Linked DNA regions of Homo sapiens: all the other regions are linked to region 1. Evidence: chromatin loops called from intact Hi-C (ENCODE). Cell type or tissue: GM12878. All regions are shown on one strand.

Region 1 (8,000 bases):
TTATGTCATCATTAAATATGAAGTTACTATTAATATCTAATAAATTATATTTATCAGGGAAGTTTCCTTTAATATTTCTAGCTCATTGTGATTTTTGCAGAGAACTGTTTGGATTGCATCCAAAGTCATTTTTGCAACTGGGGATGGGGAGTGTCTATTGTATTAGATAGCACTTTGAGAACAATTTTAAATAATAGATATTGGATGTTCATTTGGTGTGTATATTCATTACTTCTTAACATTTTTATCAGGAATGGAAGTTGGATTTTGTCAAATGGCTTTTTGACATCTATCATAACCTTTCATAGGTACTTTTCATCTTTGACCTAACAGGATAGTGAATTACTTTAGTATATTTGCAGTTTGTGAACCAATCTTACGCTTGGTCATGGTGTAATATTTAAGTATATATTGGTTCCTTTGGTAGCATTTTTATTTAAAATCAATGATTGAGATTCATTTTATACTCACCTTTTTCTGTTATTTTTGCTAGGTTTTGGTATCAAGGTTATGCTGGTTCCTAAAAAGAACTGGGCAGAGTTCCTCTTCCTCCGCTCTGATGTAGTTTAAATAGCCTAAGAACTCTGCTCTTTGAAGATCTGAAAGAATTCACTCATGAAACCATGTGGGTCTGGGAGTTCATTGTTCTTAAGACAGCAACAATACTCAGCAAAATGGTTCAGAACAAACAAAAACTCCTTGGAGTAAATACAATTGAATGAAAGAGTCTGGGACACGGTAATGTCAAGAACTAAGAACAGCTGCTGTACTGATGCTGGTTATTTCCCCCCTACACACAACTTTTTTTTCATGGACAAGGAAAAATGCTGTAGGTAGGCTGAGGCTGTTAAGTAAAATGTCTTGCTATTCTTTCTCTTCTCTTCTTCAGTTATGTTACAGAAGCAAGGGTATTGCTTCTACATGGGCAAATTTGTCTATGCCCTGAAAGAAACCAAGAGTGAAACTCAACTGGGAAAGCATCAGTTTCACTTTATTGTCACTAGCTTCCCAATTTTGCCGGGAAATTTCTTAATTTAAAGGTAATAACCAAGCTGACATTTTACTGTAGCCAAATCCTACAGAGGGTTTCAAAATGAGTGGGTGAAAAAATATACAAGCTTAACATGCTTATACTTATTTAACATGAAGTGAAAATCATTAGCATAGTTCAGGTATGTGCATGGTATGTGCACGCACATGGGGCAGTGCTGTCATCTAACAGAAGCCCACCTTTTTACTTGACTAATGGTTTACTGTTAATACCTCGATAATAGTGTAATCTTTGATAGACTTTTATAAATGATTATTTCAAATGCTTTTTGATCACCTTCAAGAATATGACCTGAGACAGGTAATGTAATTTAGCAGTTTGCATCTATGAACTGTGGAGGATACCTACAGACACTGAAGCGTTACTAACAGTAGGATGCAGGCATTATGTGAATGCGTGGGTATTTTATTTCCATTTATGGGCTACTATAGCAAAAATAATTGGGGAGTTGCCCTATGATGAAAGAAGACTGCATGTTTTTTAAAACCATACCTTTGTCCAAAAGCAAATGGTAAATAAAAATAGACTGTTGACATAAAGCTTCGCTATTTCGATGCTATGCATTAGCTGATTGACTGTTACTGTTTATCCTTTTTGTTTTCTAACACCTTATAAGCATAAAATATTACTGTTTAATTGCAGTTCGTTTGTGTTCAGTTACGTAAAGCCTAGTTTTAGTTTCTATTTCCTGTAGGATTTATGCTGTGGCTGCCATTTCCCACCTGTTATCTCCTATGCTTGCTGCCATGGTTTTGAATCATAAATACAGGGAAAGAGGAGGCTATTATTTAGATATGTAACAAAAATCGCTTTATAGTTCGGAACCAAGATTATGATTATCTTCAGGAAGGGATAACAGAATATGAAATGAACTACCTTTTCAGTGAGTTGTTAATTAATTTTCAAAGTCTTTTGAACTAAGTGCAGTATTTGGTCACTGTTCAAATAAGTTGAGGGTAACTGGTACCAAGCCCTATGCAACTGAAAACAGGCTTTGGGACTTATGTAGTACATGTGTCACATTTTCCAATTCCTAATCTATAAAAGCTTTTTAAATTGTGGTAAAATTCACATAACATAAAATTTACCATCTTAACCTTTTTTTAAAGTATATGGTTCAATAATGTTAAGTGCATTCACATTGCTATGCAACCAAGAAAAACATTTTTAAAGGGACGTATTTTTCTTAAGGAAAAGAGTTTGGGAAGTAAATGATGGCAATTGTTTGTCTCATGGAAAATTTCCTGGACAGTAACTTTTTACCTTCAGAGATATATTCTCTATAAATGGTAATTATCAGTAGTAAGTTATGAGAGTAAACATTTTGAGTACTAGTGATCTATAATAGCTTTTACTTAACACCAATACTTTTTTTTTTTTTTTTTTTTTGCAAAAGGAAGGGTCTACTGAAAATAGGTTGCTAACATTGACAACAAAGTATTTTAAGTCATTGCAGTAAGGAATTACTGGAAATTGAGTAGACAAAGAAAATTAATATGAGTTCCATTTTGATGGTTACTTAGCAAGTTGAACTTATGAGAGTCTTTGAAATAGTTGCAGTATGAGAATTGTTCTATTGAACAGCGAAACAACCCAATCAGGTAATAGTTTTTCCAGAGAGTGACTTGCTATAAGGGACAGAAGTTAGAGACTTAGATTCTTTCAAAATAAAGGATTTTTTTTAATTGCTTGAAGAAGGATTTTTGGAATCAGCAAATCAACTGTTATTGTGAGAGATTTAAGTGGTTTTACTATTCACAACCATTTATTATGTGGCATTTACTGGAATGTGGTTTCATAACCTCAAGTATTTGGAATCCCAAAAGTAGAAATGCCTTTCCCTTGAGATTGTTGTTTCTCAACCTTTAAAAATCCATATTTCCTTTCTGATAAACATTAAAATCTCACAAATCCTAGAGGATTGTAATACATGTTCCTTCCCATACAGTCCTACTCCTCCTCTACACCTCACCATACTGACTACAGACTTTCTCTTCTAGTTCCCTCATCTGTGAATATTATGCAAAGTCCTTCTTTATATGATTTATGTAATAGATTTTTAATATTAACTATTTCAAAATTGTATATCCTTCCTCCCCCATCTTCAGATTCTAACATTGCCCCTAGTCAGAGGAGAGGATACCCCTTAAAGATTACTCAGTTCAGCACAGCCAACTGAGCAGTGCCATGTTTACGTTCACCTCAGAGGAGTAGAACATCACATGCCTGCTTTCCCTTTTGGTGTTATACTGTTTAGTTGTGCACTTAAACCCATAACATTTGATAAATAGTCTCAGAGAAAGAAGTATTACTGGAGAAAAAAAGGAAGTAAGGCAAAACTGAGACTCATGGGTGTGGTCTTTGACAGTGAAATCTTTTAGCTCTTGCAAGATCACATAGAAAATTTCACCAAGTTCTAACATCCAGCAAAATGGAGAACATGTACTGGGGACCTTTGGGTTTAACCAGTGAGACTGTCTTGTTTATCCTGTTGCATTTAGCCTTCCAGCTTATGGAAAAATACAAAATTCAAATTCTAACACTGCTGGATTTATGATATTTAAGGTTTCTATTATATCAGCTGCCTGGATGGAGCACAGAAACAGCGTAGTACAATATGCTATGGGTATATTCATGACCAAAGTTTACAATGTGGAAGGAGAATAGAAATGCAAGAGGTCAGTTGGGGAATTAGCTGCTTGTGTTATATAACTCCTTAAAAGTGGAAAATGATCACAAGTAAATGTGAGTAGTGACAGTTCTCTTCCATTTCCTTTCTTCAGGTAAGGAAAACACACTTAATATTTTTGAGTGTCTTTAAAGATCTTCCTAACCATCCAAAAGAGAAGATGTCTTATTTATGTGTATATGTCGTGTTGTTGACTGATTTTTTTGCTTTTTACTCCTGATGTGTTTTGTGGGTGAGAAGGCAAGCATGTAACTAAGATACAGAAAAGACCAAGATGTAGTGGGGCACAGTGGCTTGACGCCTATAATCTCAACTACTCAGAAGGCTGAGGTGGAAGGATTGCTTGAGGCGAGGAGTCCAGGCTGCAGTGGGCTATGATTGCACCGCCACACTTGCTGCACTCTACCCTTGGGGGACAGAGTGAAGCTCTGTCTCAAAAAAAAAACAAAAAACAAAACAAAAACACAGAATTTGTCTTTCATTCACTGATTCACCTCTTTATGTACTACAGTGGCAACTTTTCTGAAATAGAATATGAACTCCTCTTATTCATAGCCCAAGGGGTTGGGAAAGGCTGGTGGCTTTCTTTTCTAGGGCAAAGTGGAAGGAGTAGCAGTTATTCAAGGTGGTTTCCTTTCCCCATCCTGAAACTGCTTTAGATTTGAGTTGGTCTCTCACCACAAGTGTGAACTCTGGCAGAACATTTACCCAGAAACAGAATAGGCTCAGCAGTTGGGGAAACCCAGCAGAGGGGCCTTGCCTGCCTCCCAAATTACTCACACTTGTCTCAACCACCTACAAAAAAGTAGACCTTACTAAAGAATGACTAATCATCCTGGGGTCAAGATGGCGAAAATCCTACCTTTAAGCCTTTGATTCTCTTCAAACGTGGAATTCCAATGTATATATACATAACTGATCAAAGCTCAGATGTTCTGGTTGAACAGGCAGTTAGAGGTGGAACATGATTTGGCTCATACACTGTCAGCCTCAGTGCAGCTCCAGAGGCACCACTACTTACCCTTGATTACTACTTTCTTTATCCAGGATTGGTTGGCTGTCATTTGGCAGGATAATGGCTGCCAAAGACAACAGACTTAAGATATTGTATCTATTGTCAACCTAAAGAAATGGAGGCAAAATTAATATGGGGAATTTATTTGGGTAAAGGTTGACGACAGCTGCCTTGGACACACTTCCAGGTTGCCTTGGGGGGTTGCTCCATTCGGCCTTTGTTGCAACCAGGTTTTTGTTTGTTTGTTTGTTTGTTTTTGTTTTTTGAGATGGAGTCTCTCTCTGTCACCCAGGCTGGAGTGCAGTGGCGCGATCTTGTCTCACTGCAAGCTCCGCTTCCTGGGTTCACTCCATTCTTCTGCCTCAGCCTCCCAAGTAGCTGGGACTACAAATGCCCGCCACCACGACCGGCTAATTTTTTTGTATTTTTTAGTAGAGACAGGGTTTCACCGTGTTAGCCAGGATGGTCTCGATCTCCTGACCTTGTGATACGCTCGCCTCGGCCTCCCAGAGTGCTGGGATTACAAGTGTGAGCCACCGTGCCTGGCCGCAACCAGGTTTTTAAAGGCAAAAGAGAGCAAAGAATGGGCTGATACTAAGTTATTTGATAGGAATTCTCACTGGTTTACAGAAATAACATTGATTAGTGATTATACATTGTTGAACTATAGGGCATGAGTTTTGGTATCTAACGTATGGCATTTTATGGCTACTTGGCATCACATAGTAGGTAGCTTCAAGAGGGTCATTTAGTTCACGGGAGAGTGAGGTGTGACTGCTGTCACACACTTACATTTCAGTGCCTCTCTGGGCCTGATAATTAAAATGGGTTTGCACTCCTCACATTAAAAGTTTTTATTTCTCACTATGAAATAAGGAGGGAAGTTCATTTTAAAAGGAGTGGCAGAATAAGGAGAATTGGAGAACCAGTACAGAAGATTCAAAACCCAGATAGTAGAAGTCCCAGAAAGGAATACAAAAGGAAAGAAATTGCCCCAAAAAATTTTCAAGAAAATTTCCAAGAACTGAAGGAGGAATTTCCAGATTGAAAGGGCCCACCAAACACCTATTGCTATGATATAGTCCATGGCCAAGTATGGTCCTGAAATTTCAGAATCCTAGGGACAAAAAGAAAAAAAATCCTAATTGTTTTCAAAGAGAAAAAAATCGGTTTAAGGCCAGGCACAGTGGCTTATGCCTATAATCCAAGCACTTTGGGAGGCCGAGGCAGGCAGATCACCTGAGGCTGGGAGTTCAAGACCATCCTGGCTAACATGGTGAAACCCCGTCTCTACTAAAAATACAAAAATTAGCTGGGTGTGGTGGCGTGCGCCTGTAATCCCAGCTACTGGGGAGGCTGAGGCACAAGAATCGCTTGAATCCCGGAGGTGGAGGTTGCAATGAGCTGAGATCACACCATTGCACTCCAGCCTCGAGCAACAGAGTGAGAATTGTACAAGATCAGGAATCAAAATGGATCTGATCCTCAAAAAAAATAAACAGAAGCTAGAAGATAGCATAGCAAAGCTTTCAGAATTCTGAGGAAAAATTACTTCCAACCTAGAACTCTTAATCTAGCCAAAGGATCCGTTAAGTCAGAGGGTAAAGATATTTTTAGTTATGCAAAGCCTCAAAAAATTTACTTCCCAAACACTTTCTTAGGAAGCTGCTACAAGATTTGCGTCACCACGTGGGGATATAAAACAAGATTCAGGAGACTGAAAATGAGGGATTCAATTAAAGAAAGAGATGGACAAAGGGTATCCCCAAATTCAAGGTAAAGAAGGTCCCAAGATGAAGGCTTTCCATCAGGCATAGAGAGCAACTAGTCTAGATTGGAGCAAGCCAGAAAGCTTACAGAGTGATTCTTCTAAAGAGATAGAATACCTGACGTGTCTGAATATATTGAGGAGTTGTATTAGTGATAATAGGAAACAAAGCAAACAAGAATTTTCAGGGAAAAAAGTTTTCAGAAAAGGAAAAGTATCCATGGTATTGTTCAACAGTGAATAGCATTACATAGTAATAAGAAAGTAAAAGCTGAATGCTAATCTAATGAAAAATTAGATATAACTGTATTGGGGAAATGGGGGAGAATAGGAGGTAGGGGATATTTAAAGAGAGCTGAATCCTAATTTTCCATAATGAAGAGACAAAAACTGAAAAATCAGTAGTGGCAGTATTACATGTTATTTAGGGATACAGAGATAAATACAAAAAAGAATTAGTCAAAATTTGTTGCGAAGGTGAAGCAGGAAATAGGAAGGGGAAAGCAGAGGACTACTGTTTTTCTTATTTTGTAGAACTACACAACTCATTAAGATATAGGTACGTATAGCTCTGATTAAAATAAAAAATTAGAGGGGAGAGAGCTAGAGATTGTGCTTTAGCAACAGAGACCTAGGTTTATCTGGTTCTTCCATTTTCTAATTCTGTGCCTTATGCAACTTATTTACCCTTTTGAAGCTCAGTTTTGAAGTTCAGTTTCCTCCTCTGTAAAGGGAAGACAATATATGCTTCTGCAGAGGGAAGATTAAAAATGAGGTAGTTTATGTAAAGCACCTGCAAATAGATCTTTGTTCCGACCCTAACCCCAGTGCTTCCCATGATCAAATAGGGAACCACCTTCTTCATTGTTGGGATGATTGCCATCCAAACAGAAGACTGAGATTGTCCTTCTTATCCATGACTCTTTGTGCCTCTTTGAATTAAAGGCATGTCTTTGAGATCTATCTTGTCTCTCAACTATCTGTAGATAGTTTGAGAATTGAAATAGAATTAAGATGATTAGAGTATTGATAGGAGGAACATCAAGTTAAAAGTGTCATTGCTACTTAGTGGGAGATGGGCTATGGTCAGTCAAATTTCTCAACAAGAACTTCAACAAATGCCATTAATAGAGAAAACATTTGTTTTCTCTATTAATTAAGTTGATGAGTTGTGGAAGTTTTATGGAAGCAAGATGAACAAAGTGCTGTTGCTCTGGGCCATCTGCCAAAGTATCAAAATACCTTTATTTATTTATTTGAGAAAGTCTTCTACCTTAGCAACTGCTATTTTTGTTCCGAAATTCTATATACTTCTTGTAGAATAATTAAAAAGCAGATCACTATGGGAAAAAAGGCAACTTTATGAAAGCCTGTTTCCCTGCGTTGGTGCATATTTGTATAGCATTTTATAGTGCTTTCCAAGCTATGACTCGACCCCCTATGGCAGTAATTTTAAATCCATCTTACATCTCCCCAC
Region 2 (8,000 bases), 62 kb before region 1:
TGAATTTTTGTTTCCAAAAAATAAATATATCAACTTGTCTTTCCAAGGAGATCCTTAATGATACATGTGCCAGGGTAATGTATGCATGTATATATATAATGTGTGTATTTTATATATAGTCTTTCTTGAAAAAAGCAAGAGGAAAAAAAAAAGCATGAAGAACATATAACATATGGCATTCCCTATCGCCTCAGCTGGTGTTTGCCATTTCCTGCTTGTAACTTTCTTAATTTTACATCTCCTCTATTTCAATATACTAGACATTTTAATCAGATTTGCAAGTTGGCCTTCCATTTCTTCACTTGCAGCCCCGGCTCCTATTAATCTTTTCAATTACATGAGTAGGCCTATTCAATTTAAAGAAGAGCTAATAAGTACAATGCCTAGGGTGTCTTCATGAATAATCAATAATGTGCTCATTGTGATGTGGCTGTCTGGGTAAGCTATGCTCTGATGCAAGAGGCAATAAAATTCAAAACTATTCTAATATTTTAATCAAATATTATAGGATTGATATATGTGATATTTGGGAGAACAAAAATCAGTGAGTAGCATAGAGGCACCCTGTGAGGGGGAAAACAAAAACAAAAACAAAACAACCTTACTTTGAGTCACTCAAGCATTGCCCCTCAAAGCTGGGCCTGTTTTTAACTTCTACGCCCTGCCCAAATCCAGGCTGCATATGAAGCAGTTCTCTTCAGGAAAGTCAGGAAAACAAAACTGGTCATTAACCCTCAGGCAAGTAGATTGAATATCTTTCCTGAAGCAATTAATTAGGATTCCAGCATGTTAGGATCTTATCCTTTGCTGGCAAAACCTTCCTCACTAATTCCAATGTCAGAAGTGGAAACAAAACAAAACAAAAAAAGTGAAAGCGCCTCCACAGATTCTAAAATAAATGCCTATTTGTTCTCAACTAGAAACCAATTGCTGGGAAATGTTGGCAACTCAAGATGATCTCCCATTCCAAGATTCTCACTGCCATCCTAAGAATGCTGTGGTCCTAAGAGTTCCTGTAGTTTGCTTCAGCAATTAACTCTGTGCCTTTAGACACCCCAAGGAGTTTTCCTGGTAAATGTAAAGAGTAACTTACCCAAAACACATTCTTTCACACTCTGGCAGCAATACCTAAGGTTAGGCAGTACCATTTAAGGAACTAATGCGACAGGCTAGAACTCAATGTTGACATCTGAGATGTTAGGTATGCATGAGGGCTAATTTTCTAAAAGTTTACATACATATGCAGGATTCCATCCATTTTCTCCATCACATTTTCACTAATTAAGATGGTTATTAAAGAGCTGGACTTCATATTATCCTTAATTTCCTGGAACATGTAATTGCAAACTCACTCCAGAAATTTCCTTGTATACCTCCCACAAGGTTGCCTAATGGTGAGTGTTACTGATAGACGTTTCTCACTATGATGGTAATCAGGTTTCAATGAAACTCTTAAAATACTCTAGAAGAATCCATAAAATTGGAGAAGAGGGAGATAAGAGAGAAAATTATACATACTCTAGGCAGCCAGTTTTGATGTGGTATCATTGATAGTCATTTTCTATTCATTACCTAGCTCTTAATATAAAACTTCATAAGTCAAAACATAAGTTCACAAATACAGAACCAGGACCCCAATAAAAAATAAAAATCAGAAGACAATCAGGCAATATAGCCATAGGGAGGAAAAAAACACTATGATCAGAAGCTTAGAACTATAATCTAGTCCCTTCCTTACCCTTGAGCCAATAGCCTAAAATGCACAATCATAGAAGAAATTTTTATTTCATACACATGAAAATGGCTAGTACCTATTGCTCATCCACATTTTCCATGTATCAAACAGCATAGACATACAGGGAAACTAAAACTCTCTTTGATGCTCATAAATATTCAGTTGAAATTTTTAAAAATTTACTTATAAAAAAAGAGCAGTTGTTACCTTATGTCTATGTAAAATTAATTTCTCTACAAAATAAAATCAACAAACTCTAAATTAAAACATCTCAGGATCTCACATGGATCAGAGTTCCAAAACTGGTAGCTGTAGTTAAGACTAGAGGTGTCAGAACAAAATTTTAAGTCAAGAGAATCTTCAAATCTGTATGAAATCATGTCTAAATAATGCTAAATATAAGAATTTACATTAACAAATGAAACAAGCACAAAGATAAAAGTTGCATAGTTAGGGAAGGTCAAAATTTAAGCCTGCCTTCACATAAAGTTTAACATTTTCATTCCTTGCCTTATGCCTTACCATAGCCTAGGGAATTAACAGGAAACTAAGGCCTAAGGCAATTAGGTACCACCATCTGTAAATCACCCAGAAAATGATTGAGAGTATAGTATCAAAAGACTGACAAGAAGTAAACTCTCATGATGAGAATTTACAGCATTCCAGAAAAAAAAAAAAAAAGCAGTGAAGCCAGATGTCAAAATATGTATTTAGTGACTCATAAAATTTCATTGCCCCAGAGTGAAAAAAAGAAATATCACAGTTAGGCAACATTTTCAGCAGATGCCCCTAAAATACTTCTAACTTTAAAATAGTTCTTCAAATCTTCTTGAAGTGCTTCCTATTCATTTATAGTTCTCTTATTTTATTGATGTCTTTCTTACCACTGTCCTACAGGATTAGGAGTGAATCCAGGAGCAGAAGAAATTGAGAAAAACTGAATGTCAGGTTCACTATGCCCTGCTTAGCCTCATCCAACTCAAACTTGCTATCCATGTAGTCAGATGGGGTAAGCTGGGGGATAAAATGAGAAATAGAAATGGATCCATTTTAATCATATTCCTCTCCTCTACCTTTGTGAAAAGCAGTCTACAAGATACCCCTCTTACATTTAATGTTTTAACATTATTTTTAAAATCTCAAAAGGAAAATAACACTGAGTATTTCACACAGGAGAAACTGAAGAAAACTCCAGGCATGAAGACTTTATACTCAAGTAAAAGAGGAGAACAAAGGCCAAATCTGTCCACAGTGACATTTTGTTAGCTGGCGTGCCTTTCAACAGAGTTTCATTCTCCAGTTTGCCACAATCCCCATCACTACTTATATTGTATAAGCCGCTTCACACTTCACATTCACCTTACCTATTAGTTCCTGTATGCATTGCAGACTTTGACCCCTGCAAGTGAAGATTTATCTTCATCTACTTTTACACACTCAGCTTTGGCAGAGGTCTTTAAAGTCCATCTTCTAGAACAACCGTCCATTTGATAATTAGATTCTCTAATACATTTCTGGCTAGCTTTTTGCACGTCAGAAACACCAGAAGAACTAAAAATAATAATAAAATAAAAAAATAAAAAAAAATGCCTGAGCCCCATCCCTGACCTACTGAATTAAAATATTGAAGGATGCAGGGGGAGGGGGTTGGGGAGAGTTCTAAGTATCTATGCAGGTGAATCTGATGAGCAGCTAGGGGTTACAAACTATTTATTATATCTAATCATGAAGAACTCACAGTTTTTAGATAACAATGTAAGAAAGTTCTTTCCTCAGGCAAGTCTTAGTGCTCAGACTAGAGATAGAGAAGAGTTACCTGCCTCTCAGCCCTGGGGTGGTTTGACAGTATATCAGAGAGCCTTGTCAAAACTCAGAGGGGTTTGTTATAGAAACGAGCCTTCACTTCTTTCACTGCCTGCCATATGTTTCATTCCCTGCTGGCTCGATTCTGAGAACATTTTCCATATCTATGTCCATGTGAAAGCTAAAGCTACCTATTCGGGTGTTGCAGCTGTCACCAACAATATCCTGGTGATGGGATGAAATAGATTTTGCTTCAGAAACTATGAAAAGAAAGTCGGTGTGCAGAAATGACACATTATGAAACGATGAAGTATAACATCTGGCTCAGAAGTGAGTCAGACAGGTGCCATTAATGAGACAAACAGGAAGCTTCTTTATTAAAAGCAAAGTTAAATTTTGAGGCTATTTTGGACTCTCTCTATATACAGGTCTATTAACCAATTCAGTTGAAATAGCTTTACAGTGGATTTGACCAGATGTTTGGCTGCATTAGCTGAAATCACTGGTTATTATAATATAGCAAAGATTCATCCCACATAATTGCCCACAGGAATTTAATAGCCATAGGTTAAAAAATACATCATTATCGGGCCGGGCGCAGTGGCTCATGCCTGTAATCCCAGCACTTTGGGAGGCCGAGACGGGTGGATCATGAGGTCAGGAGTTCAAGACCAGCCTGGCCAAGATGCTGAAACCCCATCTCTACTAAAAATACAAAAATTAGCTGGTCATGGTGGCACACACCTGTAATCCCAGCTACTCGGGAGGCTGAGGCAGAAGAATCACTTGCACCCGGGAGGCAGAGGTTGAAGTGAGTCAAGATCATGCCACTGCACTCCAGCCTGGGCGACAGAGCAAGACTCTGTCTCAAAAAAAAATCATTATTATACCAGGTCAAAATTGTACAACAGTTTACACCTTTCAAAGCACTCGCTCACAAATAATCTCATGGAAACTTTAAAGAAACCCTTTTGTCAGGTGATAATAAACCCATATAACAAATGAAGAAACAGAGACTCCTGTCCCATGACTTGCCCAAACTTATTCAAGTAGGATCACAGCTGCACAGACCCCACATTCTCCAAACCTAAGGTCAAGGCTCAAGCTCTGAGGATCTTCAGGATTTTAAACTACAAGAGGAAGCTTTAAGAAACAAACAAACAGAAACCTTAACCAATATAAACCTAACCACGATTCTGGAAAACCAGGGGCTGAACAGGAAGAAATGTAGGAAAGAAAAATGTGAGAAACATCTAGCCCTGGATGCCAAGGCTGCAGACTTGCTAGTTTTCAGACTGAATCCTAACATACTGCTGGTACATACACATCTGCAAGCTATTCCCAGGCCCATCAACAGCTCCCTATCAAAGTCACAGGTGTAGGGTAGAAAACAGCAGAATGAAACCACCTTATGGTTGTGCAGCACTTTAATCATCTACACAAAAGAGATAAGACACATTTCCCTGCCACATAAATATTGGCTAAGGAACACTGAGGCACAGGAATATTTTGAGAAGGAACATATGAAATGTAGCTGAAAGGGCTTTCTGAACATCAGCCCCCACGGTGCTTCCTGACAGTCAATCATGATAGGGGATGGAACCGAGAGGTTCAAAATAGGTATTCTACTCAGTAAAATAATAATAATAATAATAATAACTTTGAAAACATAGTGCAAAATGCATTATTTGATTCTGCCATATTTGGTTCAGCATGCAAAGTTAAATCATGGTAAAATGAGGAAGAATATCTCTTAAATATCAGGAAGATCTTCATGCCTTAAATAAGTAAACCCCTGAACCATGAGTCTGAAACAAGAAGAAATGGACAGTGAAAACAACAGTGCCTTTTCCATTAAAATATAGAAGGATAAAATTAAAAGTGGAATGACTCCCTCTTCCTGCGTAATTCCTTGCTTATTTAGGACATTTTATTAAAACTCTGCTATGACATCATTAGCAGATTGTAAATCTTTTTGGGGCATGAATCGCATAATTTCATTTCTTTTCAGTCTCTAAATTTTATTAGTTTATCAATGTAGATTTTAAGGATGATGGAATTTGACCCAAAATATTATGTATCCCTGTACTTATATGTCTTAATAGGACATATATATGCGTAAGCTGAAATATATATGTATATAATAAATTTGCTTTTCCTAAAGTCACATATATATATGGCCTTAGAAAATATATAGGATAATATAATATATAAAATAATATAGGATAAAAATATATAGGATAATATGATAGGATATTAATGTGTGTCCATATATAGATACACATACATATCCTATATTATCCTATATACTTTCTAAAGCCATATATATGTGGCTTCAGGAAAACCTAATTTAATTATATACATATATATTCCAGCTTAAGGAAAAGCCAATATAATAAAGTTCAAAATAATAAAATGAACAATTAGGCATAATTATTTACCTTTATTAATTTAGCAAATATTTATCATGTACCTATCTTGTGTCGGAAACTATGTGAGATAAAAGGATGCGAAGATGTTACAGAGCCCTTCCCTCAAGAGGCTGACTATGAGAGGAGGAAGAAGGCTTAAGTACTATGAGGAAAAAAAGGTATTCAGAGTATGGTAGAGACACAAGCTAGTAGTCAAAACTCATATGATAATTAGCCTTATACACTGCACTAAGAAATCTGGACTTTTTATTGTAGGCCACAGGAGCCATTGAAAAGTTTTAAGCGTTGAGTAACTATCAAAATCATATTTTGTAAATAGCAGCACTCTAGCAATAAGGAACAAGATAGCTTGAAAGGATCAAGATCAGACATGGGGAAACAAAACAGAAGCCTATTGAGAGAGTTCACATGAAAAATGATCAGGGCTTAAACTAGAACTGCAGCAAGAAAAATGGAAGTTAAGTGGGGTTGGAGTGGAGAGCAGGATTGAGTGGATTCATATACTGCTTTGGGAGAATCTCTCTATATAATAAATCCTAAACTAGGGAATTAATCACCTTTTGAGTTAGTAGGACAATAGTCTAAACAAGTTATTTTGATTTGCAAATTCCAGGCTTTACTTGTGAAGCGAAACTTTACTTTTCATGAACTAGGTAGAGAAAACTGAAGCAGAGAGCTTTACAAGGAACTACGGTGCAGGAGAGATAAGACTATTAGCTATAGGAATTTCCTGACCCAAGAAAGGAAGACTTTTTCACAAGGTGGCAGGAGATGTCAGCAAAAGAAGAAAAGAAAAACAGTCAAAGAATTTGAATAGAAATTACTCCAAAGAAGACATACAAATAGCTAACAAGCATATGGAAAGATGTTCAACATTACTACTCAACAGAGAAATGCAAATCAAAAGCACAATGAGATATCATTGTGACTACTTGGGTAGTCACAGAAGATAGCTCAGGGTGTTGACTGTGAAGCTCATAAGAGGTTTACCAAGATCATGGATGACATAACTCTTCAGCAGAGGACCACAAAGCAAAAGCTAAGTCAGGGATCACAGCCAGACCCCAGAAGATTTATCTCACTGCAACTACTAAAGCGAGGGCCAAGCTAGGAAACAAGAATAGTTTCCATCATAGTTCCCAGGACCAAGGGCACTTCAGAAGCTCATTCAGCAAGAACCCAGGCATCCCTCACAAGAGCAGACATCCCTCTCCCATTGCCAAAAGGCTAGTTAGTATCCCCTCTCACCTCTAGCTGCCACCTTGAGAAGGAGGGGGAAAGGAAGACACAGAGAAGGGGAAAGGGGGAGAATCCAGGTTTTGCTTTGCCTGAAGTTTATACAATTTATAGAACCCTCTTTAGGAAAAAGAATACAAAATTATAAATAGAAAATTGCTGGGGTCCCTCCCAGGCCTTGAAAGGGTCCTGGGCAAATGAGGGGCCCTGAAGTATAAGATTCCCATAAACTTGCCTCTGAGAAGAGACCCTGGAAAACTGAGTAATTACTGAAAAGAGACTGTTTGAACCTGCAGAGGTGAGGGTGTGCGTCATAGCCAGTGCATACTGCCATCAGTGGGAATGAAGTCTCCAGAGTACAATGACATTGGTCGTAGAAAATAAAGTGAAAATAGGAGTCATAGTGTGTAAATTCCTACCACCTGCTACATTTTCTATGTTCAGAGATTTAAAAGTCACTTTGCAAATTGCTCAAAAAGGAACAAGCTGCTGGAAGTCAAATTTGAGTTTTATTACTACGTGAGTTTAACCTGATGCATGCCCATAACAACAGGGAGGTAAACCGCTGAAAAGTAATAAATGTGAAGATGATTAGGATCACCAGATATCTGGCTTCCCATGGAGATTTTTCACTTGTCCTGGAATTGCTTTACATACACTGAGTTAAAAGCTACTCTATGACAGTGGGTTCCCAGAGGAACATGAGATCCTCCCTTTTCCAACTATATAGCTGTGTGAGGATGGATTTTTTAAAAATATACACTTCAACCAAAACAACGTTTCATGACAGATTG
Region 3 (8,000 bases), 1.3 Mb before region 1:
ATCCTTCACTAGTGTCCACAAAAATGTGGTCTGACCCTGACAGGTCATTTCACTGATCTGGGCCTTCTGCCTCTCACCTGAGAAACAGGGGTTTACATTGGATTACCTCTAAGCAAACTTTCACATCTAAATTTCTGATCCAAATGATAAGGAGAGTTAAATGAAGTTGATACCTGGCTGACCAAACTCTGCTTATTATCAATTATAGCTGAAGAAAATACTGGCTTTTTCTATTTTAGTAGGTAGGTTACAGGTGTTGAGAAGCCTGGGCCTCTAATTAGATATGTAATCCTCCAAGTGTGGTTCCCAGACCAGCATTATCAGCACTACCTGGAAACTTGCCAAATTTGGGGGGCCCACCAAAAATCTACTGAATCAGAATCTCTGGGCCCTAGATATCTGTGTTCTAACAAACTCTCCATGTGATTCTGTTGCACCCTGAAATCTTAAGTCTTAACCCAGTATAATCTCTCCAAGCTCTCCAAGAGCTTCTGCATTCTGAAGCTCACATTCCCGAAGGAGGGATCAGCATTACTAATACCACCTGGCTAGCTACTCAATGAGTCAGCCTAGTGTAGCTGTTTGGGACAAGGACTTCATAGCCAGACTTCCTGGGTTTGAATTCTAGTTCTGATATTTATTAGCTGTGTGATCTTAGGCAAGTTACATATCTCCCTTGTGCCTCACTGTGATCATCTGTAAAATGGGGATAAAGTATGGTACCTTTCAGGGTTGCTGTGAGGACTGAATGAGTTAATGTATATTGAGAGCCTGAAACAGTATCTGACACCTGGCAGAGCCCTGTTAAGTATTAACTATTATTACTTAGGTCTGGAGCTCTTTCCTTTCTCTTTGCTATAGATTCTTTCAACCTATTGTCCATTAAGTAATATTTTGTGAGTACCTATCACATGTCAGGTACCGTGATCCCCTGTAACTCTCACCTAATTGGTGAGAAACTGTGTCTCAGTTATGTGCCAGATAATGATGTGATTGCTACTTTGGTCTCTCTCTGTCTTTCTAAAGAACAGCAAATTCTTTAGCAAATCCTGAACAGTTTGCTTCTGGTAAAAAGTAACGAGAAAAAGCACTCTGACAAACACACAGGAATGGTGGAAGGAACAGTGTCACCAATTTTGAGCCAGGAAGATCTATCTCTTCTCTTTCCCGCTCTTTGCTTCAGGCCATAAACATACTTAAGATTTCACCATTCTAAAAGTGTTTTTCAACTGATCTCTTTCTTAAACTACCCTTTGCTTTTTTAAATAAAAAAAAGCCACTGTTTTGGACTAAGCTCCTGATCTAGGACTCAAAAATCAAAATGGAGTCACCCATGCCAAAGTTCCACATCACCAAACTGAAACAGATTGTCATCTGGTCTTTTGAGAAATCAGGAGAGAGAGACAACTGCCTAATTTCCCCAACAGGCCAGTTTCAATCTTTAATTGGACTGATAATGAAGTTCCCTCTGTTTCAATGCTTAACCTGAAGTCACCTGATGTTGACCAATCAATTATTTCTCTATTGCTCTTACAAGGAAAGTTACGTTGAAATGACCAATCCACTCTTCGGTTTCTGTTTTTGCTTTCTTCAGCCCTTTTTCTGTCTACAAAGCCAATCCCCTCTGTTCAACGAACTGGAACACTTACAGTAGTCTATTTTATGAAATGAGGTGTTGCCTGATTCTAGAATTGCAATAAAGCCAAATAAGATTGTAACTACATAAATTTGTTGCAATTTTGTCCTTTGCCAACTGTCTCTTCTTCTGCTCCGTGAAACTTACGAGGCTTACTTCCTTCTGTTCATGCTTCATTCCACTACAATCCAGCTTCTACCCCCTCTAGTCTTCTGAAACTACTAAAGGTCAGCAGCAATTTCCTAATTGTGCATGCCTTTTCCACACTTCCTCTCCCTGGGGTGCTATGGAACACTCCCTCCTCCTCCTCCATGACACCATCCGCCTTGGTTCACTTCCGGGCCTGCTTCTGAAGGCAAATTCATGGCTACACATTACCTCTCTCTTCTCCTCCAAACATACACTTCTTATCCGGGATAATATTTTTGCAGTCACTTTTGAGTCACTTTGAACTCTTCCTTCTCCCTATTGCCTCATATAAATGTACTACCTTTCCACATAAAATTTACCAGCCCATACATACCAGGCTTTAAGCAGATGCCCCACTTTCGGTCATATTCATAATTTAAGGTGGTGGCACACCATGGCCCACTATGATCTTCATCAAGAATGCAATCATGATGCCAGGTCCCATCAATTAAGAATGGAAATTCACAAGGTCTCCCATAAGAGTTCCCATCTCTGGTATAGATCTCTGGGTTGGAGAGGAAGTTGGGGAAAAGAGAGTTAAAAACTGGGTAGTCAGCGTCAGGTGGCTAATTTCTAAAACTGTTTTTAAAAGAAACGTTGTTTAGAATACAATATCCGAGTGTAGGAATTCAGAGCATGGGTGCTGTCAGGTCTGGATATGAATGCTGGCTCCCTGCTAACCCACTGTTTGCCTGTGGGCTAGCTATCCAACCTCTAGTAGCCTCTGTTTCTGCTTTTGCAAACTGGGGATAGCGTTCAGTGATCAACCATGTGAAGCTTCACTTACTGTGGTGTGATGAGGCGCTGAAAGAGCCTGGCTTGATCAGGTGAGGGTCTACTAACTCTGCTGTGGGCCGCAGAGCACTTCACCAGAAAGGGTGCCCTGGCTGAGGTTACATTTACCTCTATTTTCTTTTCTTTAGAAAGTGTTGGAGCCAGAAAAATTCCTTGGAACCACTGAGGGTGGGTGTGGACTTTGGAACCACCTGCGGCATTAGAAAGATGGACAAATAGTCCCATTGTTCAGAGACTGGAGGTAGAATTGAGACTGTGGTTTTTGAGGAAGTAAAAGGAAGAGCTGCTGAATTTCTGAGCAGATTCTTGGGAAGGTACAAGGCATGGTAATTTGGGGTGTGAAAGAAGCAGCAGCTTCAATGGGGCAGTCATGTGACCGGCGGGGGGCCAGTGAGGTAGTAGACATAGCTTTTACTTCAATCATTTTCCCTGGTACATGGGGAGGAACTGAAAAGTGATTCCAACCTCAAATATGCCTGGAAATGCTGGAAAGAATGTTTGATACTTATATCAATACTAATTCTCTTGGAAAGGTGTTTTTATAGAACAGCTATCCCTGTATCCCTGTCACAATTTGCCAAAACCTCGGTCCACAATTTGCTAAAAACCTCAGTCATTAACAGATCAAATAATGGCCATTAGGTAAATCATAGTAATCAGATCTTATCACCGTTTACCAGGCAATTAGGGTTCCTCCAAATGTCTCACAGATTTGCTTAAAAGTGTGCTTAAGACAGTATTTGATTCTACTTTCTTTTCCTCCAGTGTCCGTCTAACTAAAGTGTGAGGCCATTTAACAGCTTAGAATGTAATAAGCAGACCTATAGCAAAAGGTAATAATAATCTGGATGCTTTTCTTGGCAAATAGTCTTTTAAAGATCACTGGTTTTGTTTTGCTGTGTCATAGAAACAGTTTTCAAAAGCGTACTTCTGTTAAAGAGTGTGTTGACCTTATATTTTATAAGGATTCTGCTTATTACCTATGTTTCAGTTTAACCGCATCAAAACCCCCCAATAGCTCATGACCAGTTTCTTTTCCCATATTACAAACCTAAGAGGACAGTCCCTGAACACAAAGACTGTTCCTTGTAGAGCCATCAGTTTTCTTTTCTAAAACCTTTGATTTTTGGAATACAAAGTGCCTTGGTATACATTTCTGTCATTTGTTCTTTATCATAAACCTGTGAGATCATAGGGGAGGTATTATACTTGTCTGGGAAATCCCCATTTTTGCAGAGTAGTCAAGTGATACATTCAGGCACTCAGCTGCAAGTGACAGGAATGAGAATGGGCTCTCTCTGATTAGACTCTTGACCTATAAGGACAACTTGTGACATCAGCGGGTGCCTTCTCAAGTTTCAAGTTAAATTTCATAGCTCAAAGCTGGGCTTCAATTAATAAGCTCTCTAAGTCACAATATATGCTTTGAAGAATGATAAGCATACAACCACCACACCAGAAGCAGCTAAATTACGCTAACTATTCACTAAGCATTTTGTTCCCACACATTCTTTGCTGATGCTGGCCTCTTACACACCATGGGCTTCCTTAGCAAGACAGACTTTCCTGGGAAGAATCTTCTCTGAATGTGCAAATTTATGATGATAGCATCCTTAAAACAACAGCTTTATTATGCAATAGTTACAAATTTGTGAGATGAGGTGATTATGCAGAAAACTAGCAAATTAATGTCATCAGTAACATGAGACAAAATAGTTTCAATGGATAAAGAGGTTGTTGGCAGGCTTCTAAGAGTTGCCCAGAATTCTGATAGTTCTGCAGCCACCCTGCCACAAAAAGTCCATTTCCTCTGCGTGATTCACCAAACATTCAAAATTTGAAAAGTGCTAGTGAGATCAAGGTATCTTAATGATATTAATGTACACCTGGGTGCTAGTCAAAAGCAGTTCACTCATAAAATTTATACAACTTCAGTTTTCTCTGAGATGAACACGACTCACACAGGATAGGAGTTGGGGTGAGAGGCAACCCAAGGCACAGTGATAAATTAATGTTCTTGTATCACAAGTGAAAACTTGGTTTATACTGCTAAAGCCAAGGGGGAAAGAAAGAAGCTATGTTTGGGGAATGGAATACTGGTTTTAAGCCCTAGCTTTGCTGTAACAAACCAGGTAACCTTGGATTTCACTTTGTTGGGACTTGGGTATCTTGTATGTTTTGTTTATATACTGCTAGATAAGAAGGTGGGGACAACAATCAGTATCGAGAGTCTGAGAGCGGAGTCCTAGAGAAAGTCCCTAACTTAAGACAGCAGTCCCTAACCTAAGAACAAGAAGGGATATACATAAATTGAAAAGGGTAGAATTGCCAGGACTTCATATTTGATTATATTGGAGTGGTGGAAGAGGCGAGCCTGAAACCTCTCAGGTGACTTGCTGATTTCTGACATGTAGAACTTAGATGGTACCAGTCACCCAGACAGAAACAGAGAAGAGGTGGCAAGTTTGGCCCTGGTTTCTGTGCAAATTAAAACTTGAGGTATGCCTTGACTAGTCACAACTATATATGCTTTAAAAAAAGCTTTAGTGTTTCAAATATTATATTTGAAAAGGTCAAGAAACACTTCATGCCTTTGGGTTATGCTGGTGGCATTGCTTAGCTCTCTCTGGGTGGTCCCCTGGGTAGATCCTTAACCTTTTTTGTGCTACTGATCTCTTTGGCAGCTGGGTGAAATCCACAGTCCCTGTCTCAGAAGAACATTAGAAATGCATACATAAAATACATAGGATAAAAAGGAAAACCAGTTATATTGAAATGAAGACACTGGGGACTGAGGGAGTTTAAGATTACAACTATGCCCCTCAAAAGAATTAGATCAGGAGACTAAAAGAACCCTGCCAAGAAAATTATCCTTTCTGATCCCTGGACAAATACAATGAAACAAGTTAAATCCAATTAAAAGGCATTTTGTTTGGCTCTGTGTTTCCTCTTAGTTGGCAAGTTGGAGAAGGGCTTTTGTGGCACAGAATTTAAATTTGCCATTAAGTCATATCCAAAAAGCAACTGCTTTACTTTTAGGAGGAAACTGGCTCGCAGAAACAGACTGTCAACTATTCAAAGGCCAGGGAATGATGAAAAGGAAACCCTATCTCTAATTCTCTAATATTTCTCCACAACAGAACTTGACATTCTCAGAATAATTCTTGCATCCTCACTAGGAAATAGAAAGCTAGAAAGAAAAACTTGTGCAGATGGATAATGGAAAGTATGGGAGCAAGCTGCTATAGTGACTTTGAGGCCAAATTTAGCTTAAATGATCTTTAAGAGAAGAAGAAAGCCACTGTAAAGCTAGGGAAATTTGTAAAGAAAGGCAAGGGGAAATAATAGGACTTAGAGGACATAATTATATGCATATCGACATTTGGTGTAATTTAGAGCAACATAATGAAAAATATTTGCTTGGGAGATAGCTAATTACATTTAATGGTTAAAAAAATAAATCTACTCATTCTTTAACTTAGAAATTAGTTGCAATCCAGTCCCTAGACTCAGGGCTAAGTCCATGGTCCGCTCCCCGCAAGGCAATATTAATATACTTATTTTCGGAAGCAACTGAAAAACTCCACTCTTAAAATGCTGAATCATAAATATAAACATCAAAATTTGGTTGCCATGCAAAAATGAAAATAAATAAGAAAATCCACTCAAAATTTTCCCATTTTATTCAAAATCCGTAGGCAAGAAAAAATATATTTTTCCTCCTTCTCCTTCTTTTCTTTTTTAAGGATGGGTGTCTCACTATGTTGCCCAGGCTGAAGTGCAGTGGCTATTCACAGGCGTGATCATTACACACTACAGCCTTGAACTCCTGTGTGCTCAAGTGATCCTGCTGCCTCAGTCTCTCGAGAAGCTGGGACCGCAACCATGCACCACTACGCCTGACCTTTCTTCTTCTTTTAAAACTTAGAATAAGATCAACATTATTAGATCATTTGACTTTTAGCCTGTACAAATCTAATGATTCCTTTCCTCTAGGGTTTCCTTTCCTCTAGGGTTTAGAAGACCATCATAAGAAGTACATATCTATCTGATGAAATCCCAGGTTTATCACAACATGGCTGTGTGACCTCAGACAAGGCACTTTATCTCTCTTAGCCTTACCTGCAAAGTAGAGGCAAATACCATGGACTTGTAAGAATGTCGCTCAAAGTAACTGCACAGTGCCTGGAAGTGAAGAGCTTACTCACTGCCCTTACTAATGTACGACTCTATTTTTACTAAATTGTGCATGTTTAATGCCACATGTGACAAGCACAACAGCAAATCGGTCAAAGTCCCTCTCTAATACTCACCATGATAAGGCTGGTCACAAAGGCTTTCCTCTGAGCCTCCTTTCTTCCAGACATCAGATGCATTTGAGATTGCTGTGCCATGTCCATCCTTCAGAGCCAGCCGGTACCGGGCAGCTCCGTACAGAGAGTGGTGCTCACATTTCCACCACAGCATGGCACTGGAGTCACAGCTGAACATTCTCAGCTCATTTACCGATTTGGTAATATCGAGGCCAAGGCACTTTTGGGAGTGCAAATGAAAGAGCCGATGCTGGGACACCCACTTCCATAACTTGTCCTCAGTTTCATCACAGTCGTCTGCTACTATCCAGCCATACACTGGCTTGATGCACTTGCCCGTATTTCCATGGACGATGGTGAAGGGGTCATTAGCTGAGTCAAATGGACAGACAGATTGTAGATTATGTGGTTGAAGCGCCTTGCTCCCTGCCTGCTGAGGAGAGTCTGAGCACTACTGGACTGTTCCCATCCTCAGTCTGTTCCCACTCTTTTTAAGCTGCAGGGGACTACAAAAGGTGGGACAGTGGTGAGCAGAGAGGCAGTGCAGTGTGTAGGGTCAGAACACGGGCTCTGGAGCCAGTCCGCCTGGGTCCATATTTTGCTCCTGCTACTTGTTAGCCATAGGATCAGGGCAAATCATTTAACCTCTGTGCTCCAGTTTTCATATGATGGTTGTGAGCATGAAAGGAGCTAATCCATGTAAAGCGTGTAGAGTAGCATGTATATTTGTTGTTGCTATTTCATGAAAGATTTTTCCCTTCTCATTTAATAAGACAAAAGAAGCTCTTTAGTTTTCATCTCAATGAAAAGTCTAGTTGGGACCATAATTCTGCCTTGCTTACATGTTAGCTACTACGGCAGGGTAAATTATTACATGAAAAGTCGATGCTTAACACAGCATGTGCACTATATATATGTTCCTTTCTTCAGATCCAAGTACATAGTGAGGCCTCTGTGCTCCTCTGCCTTAGGGCAAGTTAGTGGGGCCACTAAAAAGGAAAACTTAAGGACAATTTTCTTAAAGACCACTTCCCCCTAGATATTTTTTGGAGACCTAAATTCATTGA

The links. Peaks named below come from ENCODE experiments on the same cell type or tissue, not always from the same donor. Only the 100,000 strongest peaks of a DNase experiment are listed, where the experiment ranks them.
Region 2: it touches region 1 in a loop (2.3-fold over the local background); 10 of 110 quality-filtered maps call a loop at or near these places.
Region 3: it touches region 1 in a loop (4-fold over the local background); 5 of 110 quality-filtered maps call a loop at or near these places.

Annotation. Positions count from the first base shown.
Region 1 is chr2:161,162,621-161,170,620 of GRCh38, forward strand. All of the region lies in intron 1 of TANK (TRAF family member associated NFKB activator), which reads left to right. Among named protein-coding and RNA genes, the nearest start is that of TANK, 6.2 kb to the left of the region's middle. RefSeq lists enhancers at 1,702-1,871, 4,093-4,142, 4,153-4,542, 4,453-4,622, 4,603-4,652 and 1 more and a cis regulatory region at 4,538. In GM12878, no CTCF peak of the experiment used is centred here; DNase peaks (open chromatin) are centred at 3,374 and 4,431; H3K4me3 peaks cover 3,879 bases; H3K27ac peaks cover 6,185 bases.
Region 2 is chr2:161,100,552-161,108,551 of GRCh38, forward strand. All of the region lies in intron 2 of TANK-AS1 (TANK antisense RNA 1), which reads right to left. Among named protein-coding and RNA genes, the nearest start is that of TANK-AS1, 56 kb to the right of the region's middle. RefSeq lists a silencer at 3,914-3,983. In GM12878, no CTCF peak of the experiment used is centred here; a DNase peak (open chromatin) is centred at 3,800; H3K4me3 peaks cover 320 bases; H3K27ac peaks cover 1,580 bases.
Region 3 is chr2:159,891,755-159,899,754 of GRCh38, forward strand. It overlaps LY75-CD302 (LY75-CD302 readthrough), which reads right to left. Exons shown (of 38, transcript NM_001198760.1): 2 at 6,934-7,305; 3 at 2,160-2,330. LY75 (lymphocyte antigen 75) reads right to left here. Exons shown (of 35, transcript NM_002349.4): 2 at 6,934-7,305; 3 at 2,160-2,330. Among named protein-coding and RNA genes, the nearest start is that of LY75, 9.0 kb to the right of the region's middle. RefSeq lists a silencer at 2,499-2,578 and enhancers at 3,985-4,164, 4,805-5,044. In GM12878, no CTCF peak of the experiment used is centred here; DNase peaks (open chromatin) are centred at 1,566, 3,643 and 3,798; H3K4me3 peaks cover 2,723 bases; H3K27ac peaks cover 8,000 bases.